Linked DNA regions of Mus musculus: region 1 is linked to region 2. A link is a loop called in an ENCODE intact Hi-C map of the cell type or tissue named here. Cell type or tissue: left cerebral cortex. All regions are shown on one strand. Links, peaks and the distances in the headings refer to the core of each region. The heading gives the core; the rest is flanking DNA.

The links. Peaks named below come from ENCODE experiments on the same cell type or tissue, not always from the same donor. Only the 100,000 strongest peaks of a DNase experiment are listed, where the experiment ranks them.
Region 1: it touches region 2 in a loop (8-fold over the local background); 11 of 42 quality-filtered maps call a loop at or near these places.

What each region holds. Positions count from the first base shown.
Region 1 is chr12:114,908,690-114,916,325 of GRCm38, reverse strand. It overlaps Igh, the pseudogene Ighv1-38 and Ighv1-39. Among named protein-coding and RNA genes, the nearest start is that of Gm40899, 150 kb to the right of the region's middle. In left cerebral cortex, for the core only: no CTCF peak of the experiment used is centred there; no DNase peak of the experiment used is centred there.
Region 2 is chr12:114,803,644-114,811,279 of GRCm38, reverse strand. It overlaps Igh, the pseudogene Ighv1-27, the pseudogene Gm34465 and the pseudogene Ighv1-28. Among named protein-coding and RNA genes, the nearest start is that of Gm40899, 43 kb to the right of the region's middle. In left cerebral cortex, for the core only: no CTCF peak of the experiment used is centred there; no DNase peak of the experiment used is centred there.

The sequences.
Region 1 (7,636 bases), core at 1,144-6,143, 110 kb before region 2:
CTGCATATGTATCAGAGTATTACCTTATCTGCCATCAAGGGCAAGGGAGGCTCATGGTCCTGTGAAGGCTCAATGACCCAGCATAGGAGAATGCATAGGAATGAGGCAGGAGTGGACCTGTGGTTTGGGGAACAACCGCGTAGAAGCACGGCCTGGTGGGATGGTATAGTGAATTTGTGAAGGGGAGCCAGGGAAAGGAGATAACATTTGATATATAAATAAATAAAATAACCAATTAAAAGGACATGGTCAGGATGTTGTGAGAGGGACATATTGGAAGGTAGCAAGGGAAACCAGAGTGATAGAAAAGAAGTAGGAATGATCATACTGTATTATTCAAATCATGGAACCACACATAAATGAAAACATGAAGCATTTGTTTTTAAGTACCTCAATGAACTCATTGAGCATATTTCTTAGGTTCTTCCACATAGGCATACAATCCATAGTTCATGTTTTACCAGTGAAGAATATTTCATAGTCTATACCCATACATTGTCAGTAGTTTTTGTCCTTTGTTGTAAATCTAGGTGAACTCTATTGGCCAGCTGCTGTGAATGGAGCAGCAATAAGCATGGGTGTGCAGTTGTCTTGGTAGTAATATAGAGTAATTTGAGTACAATAGTGGGAGGGATGGAGCTGGGACACAGCACAATTTTATTTACTCTTTTGCTGACAAATTAAAACAGAATTTCAATGTCAGTATGCTACACTATCTAGTATGCTCATAACAATAATAAGTAAAGATTAAACATTTTCCACATCACATTCATGTCATTAGTTTTCTCATTTGCCTTCTTCCTTATCAACATCTGACTGAGTTCTAATTAAGACATTAAATCTTTGTAAACTGCACTTAGCTAACGGGCATTTCCATCATTATCATCATCATTATCTTCTTCATCATCCTCTTCATCTTCACAAATCATTATCTGTAAATTAAAATGTGAACATAGCCACAGAGTGGAGCAACAGATTTAGGCCGAATATCGATTGAGAGATTCCTCCCTATAGTAACAAGCATACCAGCAGTGCAGGGCTCACAGAAAGTGTATGGGACGCATTTTCTCAGAGAGTGTTTGGATTTGGACTATCCTGCAGCTTGTCCCAAGTAACTTTTCAGTCCTTTCTCTCCAGCTTTTCTCCAGGTGGACTAGGATCTTAAGAAGTCCCCTGCTCATGAATATGCAAATTACCTAAGTCTATGGTGGTTAAAAACAGGAATGTCCACACCCTGAAATCAACATATGTCTAGTGTCCTCTCCACAGTCCCTGAAGACACTGACTCTAACCATGGGATGGAGCTGGATCTTTCTCTTCCTCCTCTCAGGAACTGCAGGTAAGGAACTCACCAGTTCCAAATCTGAAGAAAAGAAATGGCTTGGGATGTCACTCACATCCACTCTGTCTTTCTCTTCACAGGTGTCCACTCTGAGTTCCAGCTGCAGCAGTCTGGACCTGAGCTGGTGAAGCCTGGCGCTTCAGTGAAGATATCCTGCAAGGCTTCTGGTTACTCATTCACTGACTACAACATGAACTGGGTGAAGCAGAGCAATGGAAAGAGCCTTGAGTGGATTGGAGTAATTAATCCTAACTATGGTACTACTAGCTACAATCAGAAGTTCAAGGGCAAGGCCACATTGACTGTAGACCAATCTTCCAGCACAGCCTACATGCAGCTCAACAGCCTGACATCTGAGGACTCTGCAGTCTATTACTGTGCAAGACACAGTGTTGTAACCACATCCTGAGTGTGTCAGAAAACCTGGAGGTGCAGCAAGCTCCCTTAGAACTGACAAGACTTAGAAAAGTGTTGCTTGTAGATTTGCTTAGATGCAGTCATTTGAATAGTGTGTTTTTGTGTCTATTTAGTAAAATCCTATTGTGCTTTTTCAGCTTTGTAGAAGGATATCCATGAATTGCATGCAGTTTACTAGGATGTCCCTAGAGTACCCCATGCCTTGTCAATATGGATAACAGTGAACACTTTCATTGACTTATTTCTTCTTTCATAAAACAACAAAAAAGGGAAAATGTGATTATGCATGATAAAAGTGTGTTTTATTGTGTAAAAAACTTGAACTTTGGAATAGTTGGGAATAAAGTATAATATGAATTTGACCTATAAAATTCCACCAAGCTCTGAGCAAAGACAAAGCCCTTTCAAAGTCTTAAGTCTTTACTTCCTATTCAGAACTCTTGATTTTATAAATTAAGAGGGTCACTTAAATTCCTGAAACACAAATTTCCTTGTAAACTTAGTTATAGTAGGGGTTCATGTGGACCCAGACTTTTTAATAAAGCTTTCAAGCATCTCATCAGGACCAAGGCCATAGGCAACACAAGATTCTGCAACAGAGTGGAAAAGGACAGAGTCTTAAGTTTTAAGTGAGTTTTAGGTGTTTTGCTAACTTGCTTATGTGGTCTGCCAGAAGTTCCAAGCTCTTAGAATATAAGAGGTATTAATATCAGAATGAGGAGCTGCATCGTTTCTGCCATTGCCATGTTGAACAGTCCTGTGATGGTGAAGTGGGAATGATTATTGAGGAGATGAGAAAGAATACGCTGAGACAAAGGTTAAAATAAGAGTGCTGTCCAGTAAATACTATTGCGATCTGAATTTACTATTCATATGTGTCCCATGTCATGTTTAGTGTTTTACTGCTGTGAACACATACCATTACCAAAGAAAGTTTATGGAGGACAATATTTAATTGGGGCTGGCTTACAGGTGTAGAGATTCTGTCAAGTATCATCAAGGCAGGAGATCATGACAGCATCCAGGCCAGCATGGTGTAAGCAGAGCTGAGAGCTGTACATCTTCATTTGATCGATGGTAACAGAATACTCACTTCAAACAGCTGAGAATATTATAGCCCACATCACAAGTGACACACCTATTCCAATAGGACCACACCTTATAATAATGCTATTGTAGACTGAGCATATACATAACATCACATTGATTTCCTGGCCTTCATAGGCTTGTTAAAGCATTTGTGTCCGTGGATGTCATACATAAATAAACCAAAATGCAAAGTATATTCAGTGTAACTTCCAAAGTTCTTATAGACTATAGTGGTCTCAAGAATGTTGACAGTCCTCTGGCAATTTCTTAGAAAAATGGACATAGTACTATCTGAGGACCCAGCTATATCACTCCTGGACATATAGACAGAAGATTCTCCAACATGTAATAAAACACATGCTCTCATATGTCTATAGAAGCCATATTCATAATAGCTAGAAGCTGGAAATAACCCAAATGTCCCTCAACAAAAGAATGCATACAGAAAATGTTATATATTTACAGAATCAAATACTACTCAGCCATTAAAAACAATTACTTCATTAAATTAGCATGTAAATGGATGGAACTTGAAAATATCATCCTGAGTGAGGTAACCCAGTCACAGAAGAACACACATGGTGTGTACTCACTGATAAGTGGAAGTTAGCCAAAATTTCAGAATATGCATTATACAATTCACAGACCATATGAAGCTAAAGAAGGAAGAACAAAGTGTGCATGTTTCTGTGCATCTTAGAAGAGGGAACAGATTACTCACAGGAGGAATTATGAGGACAAAATATGTAGCATAGACGAAAGGAAAGGCCATTCAGAGACTGCCCTACCTGGAGACTCATCCCATATACAGTTGCCAAAACCAGATTCTACTGCAGATGCTGGGAATTTCTTGCTGATGGGAGCCTGATATGGCTGTCTCCTGAAAGTCCCTGCCAGAATCTGAAAAATACAGAATCAAATGAACACAGCCAAATCCTGGCCTGAGCAAGGGGTCGTTGTCTCCAGAGTTAAAGAAGGGACTGAAGGCACTGAGGGGATTTGCAGCCACACTGAGGGAGCAACCAGCCAGAACATCCCCCCACAAGCTCCTAGGGACACGACCACCACCCAAATTATACTCATGAAGGAACCCATGGCTCCAGCCACATATGAGATAGAGGATGTCCTTGTTTGGACCTCAGTGGGAGGATGGCCCTTGAGCCTGAGGTGGTTCAATGCCCCCAATGCAGTGGAATACCAGGAAGAGAAGGCAGGTGTGGCTGTGTGTGTAGAGGAACATCCTATTAGAGGCAGGAAGTTGTGGTGATGGGATGTGGCTTCCAGAAAGGAAACCTAGGAAGGGGATACTATTTGAAATATAAATAAATAAAATAACCAAGTAAAGGAAAATAAAGTCCAAAGTTCAAAGTCTCTTCTGAAATTCATTCAGGCATTGATGACCCATTCACACACAGGCAAGCATACACACAAAAACACATACACACACATGTGCATACATATACATGGACTTATAATATCTAGACTAGCATCTTGTATATGTTTGGACTGAGTGGGAATTACTTTCTGTTGGGCAGTGGATCACGAGAAGAAGCCTCTAAGTTTGAACTCAGTTTGAAGCTGCAGGGTCACAGAAGGGAGAGTAGGAGCTTTGATCTGTTCCTGACACCAGACCCCTGTCATGTAGCCATAGCCCACCTTAGAGAGTTGTGGATATCAGTCACATAAGGTTAGTGGCCCCAAGCACCTCAGCATGTAGATGAATACACGTGGAGGGACTCATAGCTCCACCTGCATATGTATTAGATGATTAGCTTACCTGTCAACAATGGCAGGGGAGGCTCATTATCCTGTGAATGGTTGATGACCCAGCATAACAGAATTCTAGAGGGATGAGGCAAGTGTGGATATATGGTTTAGGGGTGCAACCTACAGAAGCAGGGGCAGGTGTGATGGGATAGGAGATTTGTGCAGGGGAACCAGAGAAAGGATATAACATTTGATATATAAATGAATATAATAACCAATAAAAAAGACTTGGTCAGTATATTGTAAGAGAGACATATTTGAAGGTCCCAAGGAAAACCAGAGACATAGTAGAGGTAGGAATGATCATAGTATATTATTCAAATCATGGAACCACACATGAATGAAAACATGAAGCATTTGTTTCTATGAACCTGGCTGTCATCATAGAGCAAATATTCCATGTTCTTACACATAAGTATAACATAAGAGTTCATGGTTTTAAACTGAGAAATATTTCATTGTCTATAACCCAGACATTGTCAGTATTTATTTGTCCTTTTTTTTGAAATTAAACGGATTCCATTTCCTAGATTCTGTGAATTGAGAAGCAATAAACATGGATGTGCAACTGTTTTTGTAATAATATAGAGTTATTTGAGTACATACTTGGGAGAGATTCAGCTGGGACACAGCACAGTTTTATTTCTGTTTTTTGGTGACAATTTCAAATAGAATTCCAAAGTCAGTATACTGCACTAGTGTACTCATATCAATAGTGAGTAAAGATTCAACAATTTCCATATCCATGTCATTAGTTTTCGCCTTTGTCTTCTTCCTTATCAACATCTGATGGAGTACTAATTAATACATTAAATATTTTTAAACTGCACTCATCTAATGGGTATTAACATCATTATCATCATTATTTTCTTCAGCATCATCTTCATCTTCACAAACCATTATCTCTAAATCAAAATGTGAACATATCCATAGAGTAGAGCCAAAGACTTAGGCCAATAATAGATTGAAAGATTCGTCCATGTAATTACAAAAATACCAGCAGTGCAGAACTTATAGAACATGTATGGGATATATTTCCTAAAAGAGTAATTGGATTTGCATAATCCTGCTGCTTGACCCATGTACCTTTCAGTCCTTCCTCTCCAGCTCTTCTCTAGTTGGACTAAGTTCTTAAGTAAGAAGTCCCCTCCTCATGAATATGCAAATTACCTGAGTCTATGGTGGTTAAAAACAGGGATGTCCACACCCTGAAAACAACATATGACCTGTGTCCTCTCCACAGTCCCTGAACACACTGACTCTAACCATGGAATGGAGCTAGAACTTTCTCTTCCTCCTGTCAGGAACTACAGTTAATGGGATCACCAGTTCCAAATCTAAAGAAAAGAAATGGCCTGCGATGTCACTTACATAAATTCTTCCTTTCTCCACACAGGTGTCCACTCTGAGGTCCAGCTGCAGCAGTCTGGACCTGAGCTCGTGAGCCTGGGGCTTCAGTGAAGATATCCTGCAAGGCTTCTGGTTACTCATTCACTAGCTACTAAATGCACTGGGTGAAGCAAAGCCATGGAAAGAGCCTTGAGTGGATTGGACTTATTATTCCTTACAATGGTGATACTGGCTACAACCAGAAGTTCAAGGGCAAGGCCACATTGACTGTAGACTAGTCCTTCAGCACAACCTACATGGAGCTCCGCAGCCTGAAATCTGAGGACTCTGCGGTCTATTACTCTACAAGACACAGTGTTATAACCACATCCTGTATGATACAAAAACTCTGGAGGTACAGAAAGCTGCCTTGGAACTGACAAGACTTAGAGAATAGTCACTTGTAGTTTTGCTTAGATGCAGTCATTTGAATAGTGTTTTTTTTTGTGTCTATTTCTTAAAAACCTATTGTGCTTTTTCAGCTTTCTAGAAGGACATCCATGAAGTACATGCTGTTGATTAGGCTGTCCCTAGAGTACTCCATGCCTTGTCCATATGGATAACAGTGAACACTTTCATTGACTTATTTCTTCTTTCATAAAACAACAAAAAAGGGAAACTATGATTATGCATGATAATATTATGTTAGTATTGTGTGAAAGAATAGAACTTTGGAATAGCTGGGAGTAAAACATAAGCTGAATTTAACCTGTAAAATTCCACCAAGTTCTGAGCAAAGAAAAAGCCCTTTCAAAGTCTTAAGTCTTTACTTCCTATTCACAACTCCTGATTTTATAAATGAAGTGGGTCATTTACCTTGCTCCAACACAAATTTCCTTGTAATCTTAGGTAGAGTAGAGGTTCATGTGGACCCAGACTTTTTACTAAATTTTGAATCTTCTCATCAGGACCAAGACCACAGGCAACATGAGATTTTGCAACAGAGTGGAAAAGGACAGAGTCTTAAGTTTTAAGTGATTTTTAGTTGTTTTACTAACTTGCTTCTATGGTCTGCCAGAAGTTTTAGAATATAAGAGGTATTAATATCAGGATGCAGAGCTCCATCATTTCTGCCATTGTCAAGTTGAACAGTCCTGTGATGGTGGAGTGAGAATGATTATAGGAGAGATGGAAATGAAGACTCCGAGACAATGGTTAGAAATAAGAGTGTTGTCCAGTAAATCCTACTGCAATCTGAATTTACTATTCATATATGTCATATGTCTTTTTTAGGGTTTTACTGCTGTGAACAGAGACCATGACCAAGGTAATTTTATGAAGGACACCATTTATTTGGGGCTGACTTACAATTGTAGAGGTTAAGTTGAGTATCATCAAGGCAGGAGAACATAACAGCATCCAGGCCAGCATGGTGCCAACAGAGCTGAGAGCTCTACATCTTCATCTGAAGGGTGCTAGCAGAATACTGGCTTCCAAGAAGCTGAGAGTTTTAAAGCCCACACCCAGTGTGTCAGACCTATTCCAACAGGACCTCACCTAAAATAGTGCTATTCTGGGCTGAAAATATACAAACCATCACATTGACTTCCTGGCCCCTTAGGCTTGTTCAAGCATTTGAGTATTTGGGTGGCACATGCTCCAACACATTCATAGAAGACATATTCATAATAG
Region 2 (7,636 bases), core at 1,205-6,204:
TGAATTTATACCTCATAAGCTTTACATATGTCATAGTTAGGGTTTTACTGCTGTGAACAGAGACCATGACCAACACAAGTTTATGAAGGAAAACATTTAATTGGGACTGGCTTATAGTTGTAAATTTTCAGTCCTGTGTCATCCAAGCAAGAGAGCATGACAGCATCCACACAGGCATGTTGCAAGCTGAGCTGAGTGTTCTCCATAATCATCTGAAGTGTACTAACAGAATACTGGCTTCCAAGCAGCTAAGAGTTTTATATACCACACACAGTGTGAGACACCTATTCCAACAGGAACACACCTTATAATAGTACCAATCTACGCTAAGCATATACATATCATCACATTTATACCCTGGCTATCATAGACTTATTTAGGCATTTGAGTCTGTGGATGTCATACATAAACAAAGCATAATGCAAAATATATTTAGTCCAACTTCCAAAGTCCCCATAATCTAGAGCTGTCTCAACAATGTTGAAAGTCCTCTGGTAGTTTCTTAGAAAACTGGACATTTTACTATCTGAGGACCCAGCTATACCAATCCTGTGCATATAACCTGATGATATTCCAACATGTAATGGGGACCAATGATCCAAAATGTCCATAGAAGCCATATTCATAATAGCTAGAGGCTGGAAACAACCCAGTTATCCCTCACCAGAAGAATGTATACAGAAAATGTGGTATATTTACATAATGAAATATTACTCCCTAATGAAAAAATGACTTCTTGAATTTGAGTACAATATTGGGAGGGATGGAGCTGGGACACAGCACAATTGTATTTACACTTTTGCTGATAAATAAAAACAGAATTTCAAAGTCAGTATGCTACACTAACAAGTATGCTCATAACAACATAAATAAAGATTAAACATTTTCCACATCACATCCATTAGTCATTAGTTTTCTCATTTGCCTTCTTCCTTATCAACATCTGAATGAGTTCTAATTAAGACATTAAATCTTCGTAAACTGCACTTAGCTAATGGCCATTTCCATCATTATAATCATCATCTTCTTCATCATCATCCTCTTCATCTTCACAAATCATTATCTGTAAATTAAAATTTGAACATAGCCACAGAGTAGAGCAACAGACTTAGGGCAAAAATAGATTGACAGATTCCTCCCTGTAGTTACAAGCACACCAGCAGTGCAGGGCTCACAGAAAGTGGATGGGATGCATTTCCTCAAAGAATTATTGGATTTGGACCACCCTGCTGCTTGTCCCAAGTACCTTTCTAGTCCTTCTTCTCCAGCTATTCTCCAGTTGGACTAGGATAAATAAGAAGTCCCCTCCTCATGAATATGCAAATTAACCAAGTCTATGGTGGTTAAAAACAGGAATGTCCACACCCTGAAATCAACATTTGTCCAATGTCCTCTCCACAGTCCCTGCAGACACTGACTTTAACCATGGGATGGAGCTGGATCTTTCTGTTCCTTCTGTCAGGAACTGCAGGTAAGGGGCTCGCCAGTTCCAAATCTGAATATAAGAAATGGCTTGGGATGTCACTCACATCCACTCTGCTTTTCTCATCACAGGTGTCCACTCTGAGATCCAGCTGCAACAGTCTGGACCTGAGCTGGTGAAGCCTGGTGCTTCAGTGAAGATATCCTTCAAGGCTTCTGGTTACTCATTCACTGGCTACTACATGAACTGGATGAAGTAGAGCCACGGAAATAGCCTTGAGTGGATTGGATATATTGATCCTTACAATGGTGGTACTAGCTACAACCAGAAATTCAAGGGCAAGGCCACATTGACTGTAGACAAGTCTTCCAGCACAGCCTACATGCATCTCAACAACCTGACATCTGAGGACTCTGCAGTCTATTACTTTGCAAGACACGGTGTTGTAACCACATCCTGAGTGTGTCAGAAAACCTGGAGGTGCAGCATTCTCCCTTGGAACTGACAAGACTTAGAAAAGCATTGCTTGTAGATTTGCTTAGATGCAGTCATTTGAATAGTGTGTTTTTCTGTCTATTTAGTAAAGACCTATTGTGTTTTTTTTAGCTTTGTAGAAGGTCATCCATGAATTACATGCAGTTAACTAGGATGTCCCTAGAGTACCCCATGTCTTGACAATATGGATAACAGTGAACATTTTCATTGACTTGTTTCTTCTTTCATAAAACAACAAAAAAGGAAAATGTGATTATGCATGATAAAAGTATGTTTTTGTTGTGTAAAAAACTTGAACTTTGGAATAGCTGGGAATAAACTGTAATATAAATTTGACCTGTAAAATTCCACCAAATTCTGAGCAAAGACAAAGCCCTTTCAAAGTCTTAAGTCTTTACTTCCTATTCAGGACTCCTGATTTTATAAATTAAGAGGATCATTTATCTTCCTGAAACACAAATTTCTTTGTAAACTTAGTTATAGTATGGGTTCATGTAGACCCAGACCTTTTAATAATGCTTTGAAGCATCTCATGAGGACCAAGGCTACAGGCAACACAAGATTCTAAAACAGAGTGGAAAAGGACAGAGTCGTAAGTTTTAAGTGAGTTTTAGGTCTTTCTCTAAGTTGCTTATGTGGTCTGCCAAACGTTGCAAGCTCTTAGTATAGGAGGTATTAATATCAGGATGCAGAGCTGCATCGTTTCTGCCATTGCTATGTTGAACAGTCCTGTGATGATGGAGTGAGAATGATTACTGAAGAGATGAGAAGGAAGACTCTGAGAAAAACGTCAGAAATAAGACTGCTGTCCAGTAAATACTATTGAAATCTGAATATACTATTCATATGTGTCCCATGTCATGTTTAGGGTTGTACTGCTGTGAACACATACCATTTCCAAGGCAAGTTTATGAAGGACAATATTTGGGGCTGGCTTACAGGTGTAGAAATTTTGTCAAGTATCATCAAGGCAGGAGAGCATGACAGCATCCAGGCCAACATGGTGTAAGCAGAGCTGAGAGCTATACATCTTTATCTGATAGATGGTACCAGAATACTCACTTCCAAGCAGCTGAGAATATTATAGCCCACACCCTGGGTGGCTATAGCCCACACCTATTCTAATAGGACCACACCTTATAATAATGCTATTCTAGACTGAGCATATACATAACATCACATTGATTTCCTGGCCTTCATAGGCTTGTTAAAGCATTTGAGTCTGTGGATGTCATACATAAACAAACCAAAATGAAAAGTATATTTAGTGCAACTTCCAAAGTTCTTATAGACTATAGTGTCTCAAGAATGTTGACAGTCCTCTGGCAGTTTCTTAGAAAAATGGACATAGTACTATCTGAGGAGCCAGCTACTTCACTCCTGGACATATAGACAGAAGATGCTCCAACATGTAATAAAACACATGCTCTCATATGTCTATAGAAGCCATATTCATAATAGCTAGAAGCTGGAAACAACCCAAATGTCCCTCAACTAAAGAATGCATACAGAAACTGTCATGTATTTACAGAATGGAATACTACTCAGCCATTATAAACAATTACTTCTTTAAATTAGCATGTAAACAGATGGAACTTGAAAATATCTTCCTGAGTGAGGTAACCCAGTCACAGAAGAACACACATGGTGTGTACTCACTGATAAGTGGATGTTAGCCAAAACTTCAGAATATGAATTATACAATTCACAGACCATATGAAGCTAAAGAAGGAAGACCAAATCGTGCATGTTTCTGTGTATCTTAGAAGAGGGAACAGAATACTCACAGGAGGAATTATGAGGAGAAAATATGGAGCATAGACGAAAGGAAAGGCCATTCAGAGTCTGCCCTACCTGGACATTCATCCCATATACAGTTGCCAAAACCAGATACTATTGCAGATGCTGGGAAGTTATTGCTGATGGGAGTCTGATATGGCTGTCTCCTGAAAGTCCCTGCCAGAATCTGAAAAATACAGAATCAAATGAACACAGACAAACCCTGGCCTGAGCGAGGGGTCGTTGTCTCCAGAGTTAAAGAAGGGACTGAAGGGGCTGAGGGGATTTGCAGCCACTCTGAGGGAGCAACCAGGCAGAACATCCCCCCACAAGCTCCTAGGGACAGGACCACCAACCAAATAATACTCATGAAGGAACCCATGGCTCCAGCCACATATGAGATAGAAGATGTCCTTGTTTGGACCTCAGTGGGAGGATGGCCCTTGAGCCTGAGGTGGTTCAATGCCTCCAATGCAGTGGAATACCAGGAAGAGAAGGCAGGTGTGGCTGTGTGTGTAGAGAAGCACCCTCTTAGAGGCAGGAAGTTGTGGTGATGGGATGTGGCTTCCAGAAAGGAAACCTAGAAAGGGGATACTATTTGAAATATAAATAAATAAAATAACCAAGAAAAGGAAAAGAAAATCCAAAGTTCAAAGTCTCTTCTGAAATTAATTCAATTACTTAAATTTAATTTCTAAAGCAAGACTGGAAATCAGCTAGGAAAACTCCAACTCTGTGCCTCCATGGCTAATGTCAAAGCAGTTTTTAGCTCTCCAACAGGTTTTTCATCTTTGTTTACTACATCAAACTTCATTCTCCTGGGTTGGCTACACACACACCCATACCCACCCACCCCCCCACACACACGTACACACCCACCCACACACACACACTGAAACACACACAGGCAAGCACACACACACAAAACACATACACACACACATGTACATACATATACATGGACTTATAATATCTAGACTAGCATCTTGTATATGTTTGGACTGAGTGTGAATCACTTTCTGTTGGGCAGTGGACCATGAGAAGAAGCCTCTAAGTTTGAGCTCAGCTTGAAGCCCCAGGGACACAGAAGGGACAGTAGGAGCTTTGACTGTTCCTGACAACAGACCCTTGTCATGTAGCCACAGCCCACCATAGAGAGTTGTGGATATCAGTCACATAAGGGCAGTGGCCCCAAGCACCTCAGCATGTAGATGAGTACACATGGAGGGACTCATAGCTCCAGCTCCATATGTATTAGAGGATTAGCTTACCTGACAACAGTGGCAGGGGAGGCTCATTGTCCTGTGAATGGTAGATGACACAGCATAACAGAATTCTAAAGGGATGAGGCTAGTGTGGATATATAATTTAGGGGAGCAACCTACAGAAGCAGGGGCAGGTGTGATGGGATAGAAGATTTGTGCAGGGAAACCAGAGAAAAGAGAAAACATTTGATATGTAATTAAACATAATAACCAATAAAAAAGACTTGGTCAGTATATTGTAAGAGAGATATATTTGAAGGTCCAAAGGAAAACCAGAGACAGAGTGGAGGTTGGAATATTCATAGTACATTATTCATATCATGGAACTACACATAAATGAAAACATGAAACATTTGTTTATATGGACCTGGTTGTCATCATAGAGAAAATATTCCATGTTCTTACACATAAGTATACATGTAACAGTTCATGGTTTTACACTGAGAAATATTTCATTGTCTATAACCCAGACATTATCAGTATCTATTTGTCCTTTGTTAAGAAATTAAATGGATTCCATTTCCCAGTTTCTATGAATGGAGAAGCAATAAACATGGATGTGTAACTGTCTTTGTAATAATATAGACTTATCTGAGTAGATACTTGCGAGAGATGCAGCTGGGACACAGCACAGTTTAATTTTCTATTTTTTAGTGAAAATTTCAAATAGAATTCCAAGGTCAGTATACTGCACTAGTGTAACTCATATCAATAATGAGTAAAGATTCAATAATTTCCATATCCATGTCATTAGTTTTCACATTTGTCTTCTTCCTTATCAACATCTGATGGAGTAAAAATTAAGACATTAAATCTTATTAAACTGCACTCATCTAATGTGTATTAACATCATTATCCTCATCATTATTTTCTTCAGCATCATCTTTATCTTCACAAATCATTATCTGTAAATCAAAATGTGAACATGTCCCTAGAGTAGAGCAAAAGACTTAGGCCAATAATAGATTGAAAGATTTGTCCATGTAATTACAAAAATACCAGCAGTGCAGGGCTTATAGAACATGTATGGGATATATTTCCTAAAAGAGTTATTGGATTTGGATAGTCCTGCTGCTTGACCCATGTACCTTTCAGTCCTTCCTCTCCAGCTCTTCTCTAGTTGGACTAGGTTCTTAAATAAGAAGTCCCCTCCTCATGAATACGCAAATTAATTAAGTCTGTGGTGGTTAAAAACAGGGATGTGAACACCCTGAAAACAACCTATGATCTGTGTCCTCTTCACAGTCCTTGGAGACACTGACTCTAATCATTGTACGGAGCTGGCTCTTTCTCTTCCTCCTGTCAGTAACTGCAGATAAGGGGCTCACCAGTTCAAAATCTGAAGAAGACAAATGATCTGGGATGTCACCGACATACACTCTTGTTTCTCTTTGCAGGCATCCACTCTAAGGTCAAGCTGTAGCAGTCTGGACCTGAGCTGGTGAAGTCTGGGGCTTCAGAGAAGATATCCTGCAAGGCTTCTGGTTACTCATTCACTGGCTACTACATGCACTGGGTGAAGCAGAGCCATGGAAAGATCATTGAGTAGATTGGACTTATTATTCCCTACAATGGTGATACTGGCTACAACCAGAAGTTTAAGGGCAAGGCCACATTGACTGTAGACTAGTCCTTCAGCACAGCCTACATGGAGCTCCACAGCCTGAAATCTTAGGACTCTGTGGTCTATTTCTGTGCAAGACAAAGTGTTATAACCACATCCTGTGTGTGACAGAAAACCTGGAGTTACAGATAGCTGCCTTGGAACTGACAAGACTTAGAGAATAGTCACTTGTAGTTTTGCTTAGATGCAGTCATTTGAATAGTGTGTTTTTGTGTCTATTTCTTAAAAACCTATTGTGCTTTTTCAGCTTTGTAGAAGGACATCCATGAAGTGCTGTTGATTAGGATGTCCCTAGAGTACTCCATGCCTTGTCCATATGGATAACAGTGAACAGTTTCAATGACTTATTTATTATTTCATAAAATAACAAAAAAGGTAAACTGTGATTATGCATGATAAAAATATGTTAGTATTGTGTGAAAGACTAGAACTTTGGAATAGCTGGGAGTAAAATACAATATGAATTTAAATTGTAAAATTCCACGAAGTTCAGAGCAAAGAAAAAGCCCTTTCAAAGTCTTAAGTCTTTACTTCCTATTCAGAACTCCTGAATTTATAAATGAAGTGGGTCATTTACCTTGCTCCAACACAAATTTCCTTGTAAACTTAGGTATAGTAGGGGTACATGTGGACCCAGACTTTTTAGTAAAGTTTTGAAGCATCTCATCAGGACCAAGACTACAGGCAACACAAGATTCTGCAACAGAGTGGAAAAGGACAGAGTCTTAAGTTTTAAGTGAGTTTTAGGTGTTTTGCTAACTTGCTTCTGTGGTCTGCAGAAGTTCCAAGCTTTTAGAATATAAGAGGTATTAATATCTGAATGTAGAGCTGCATCATTTCTGCCATTGTCAAGTTGAACAGTACTGTGATGGTGGAGTGAGAATGATTATAGGAGAGAGGGAAAGGAAGACTCTGAGACAAAGGTTAGAAGTAAGAGTGCTGTCCTGTAAATATTACTGCAGTCCTGAATTTACTATTCATTAATGCCATATGTCTTTTTTAGGGTTTTACTGCTGTGAACAGAGACAATGACTAAGGCAAGTTTATAAT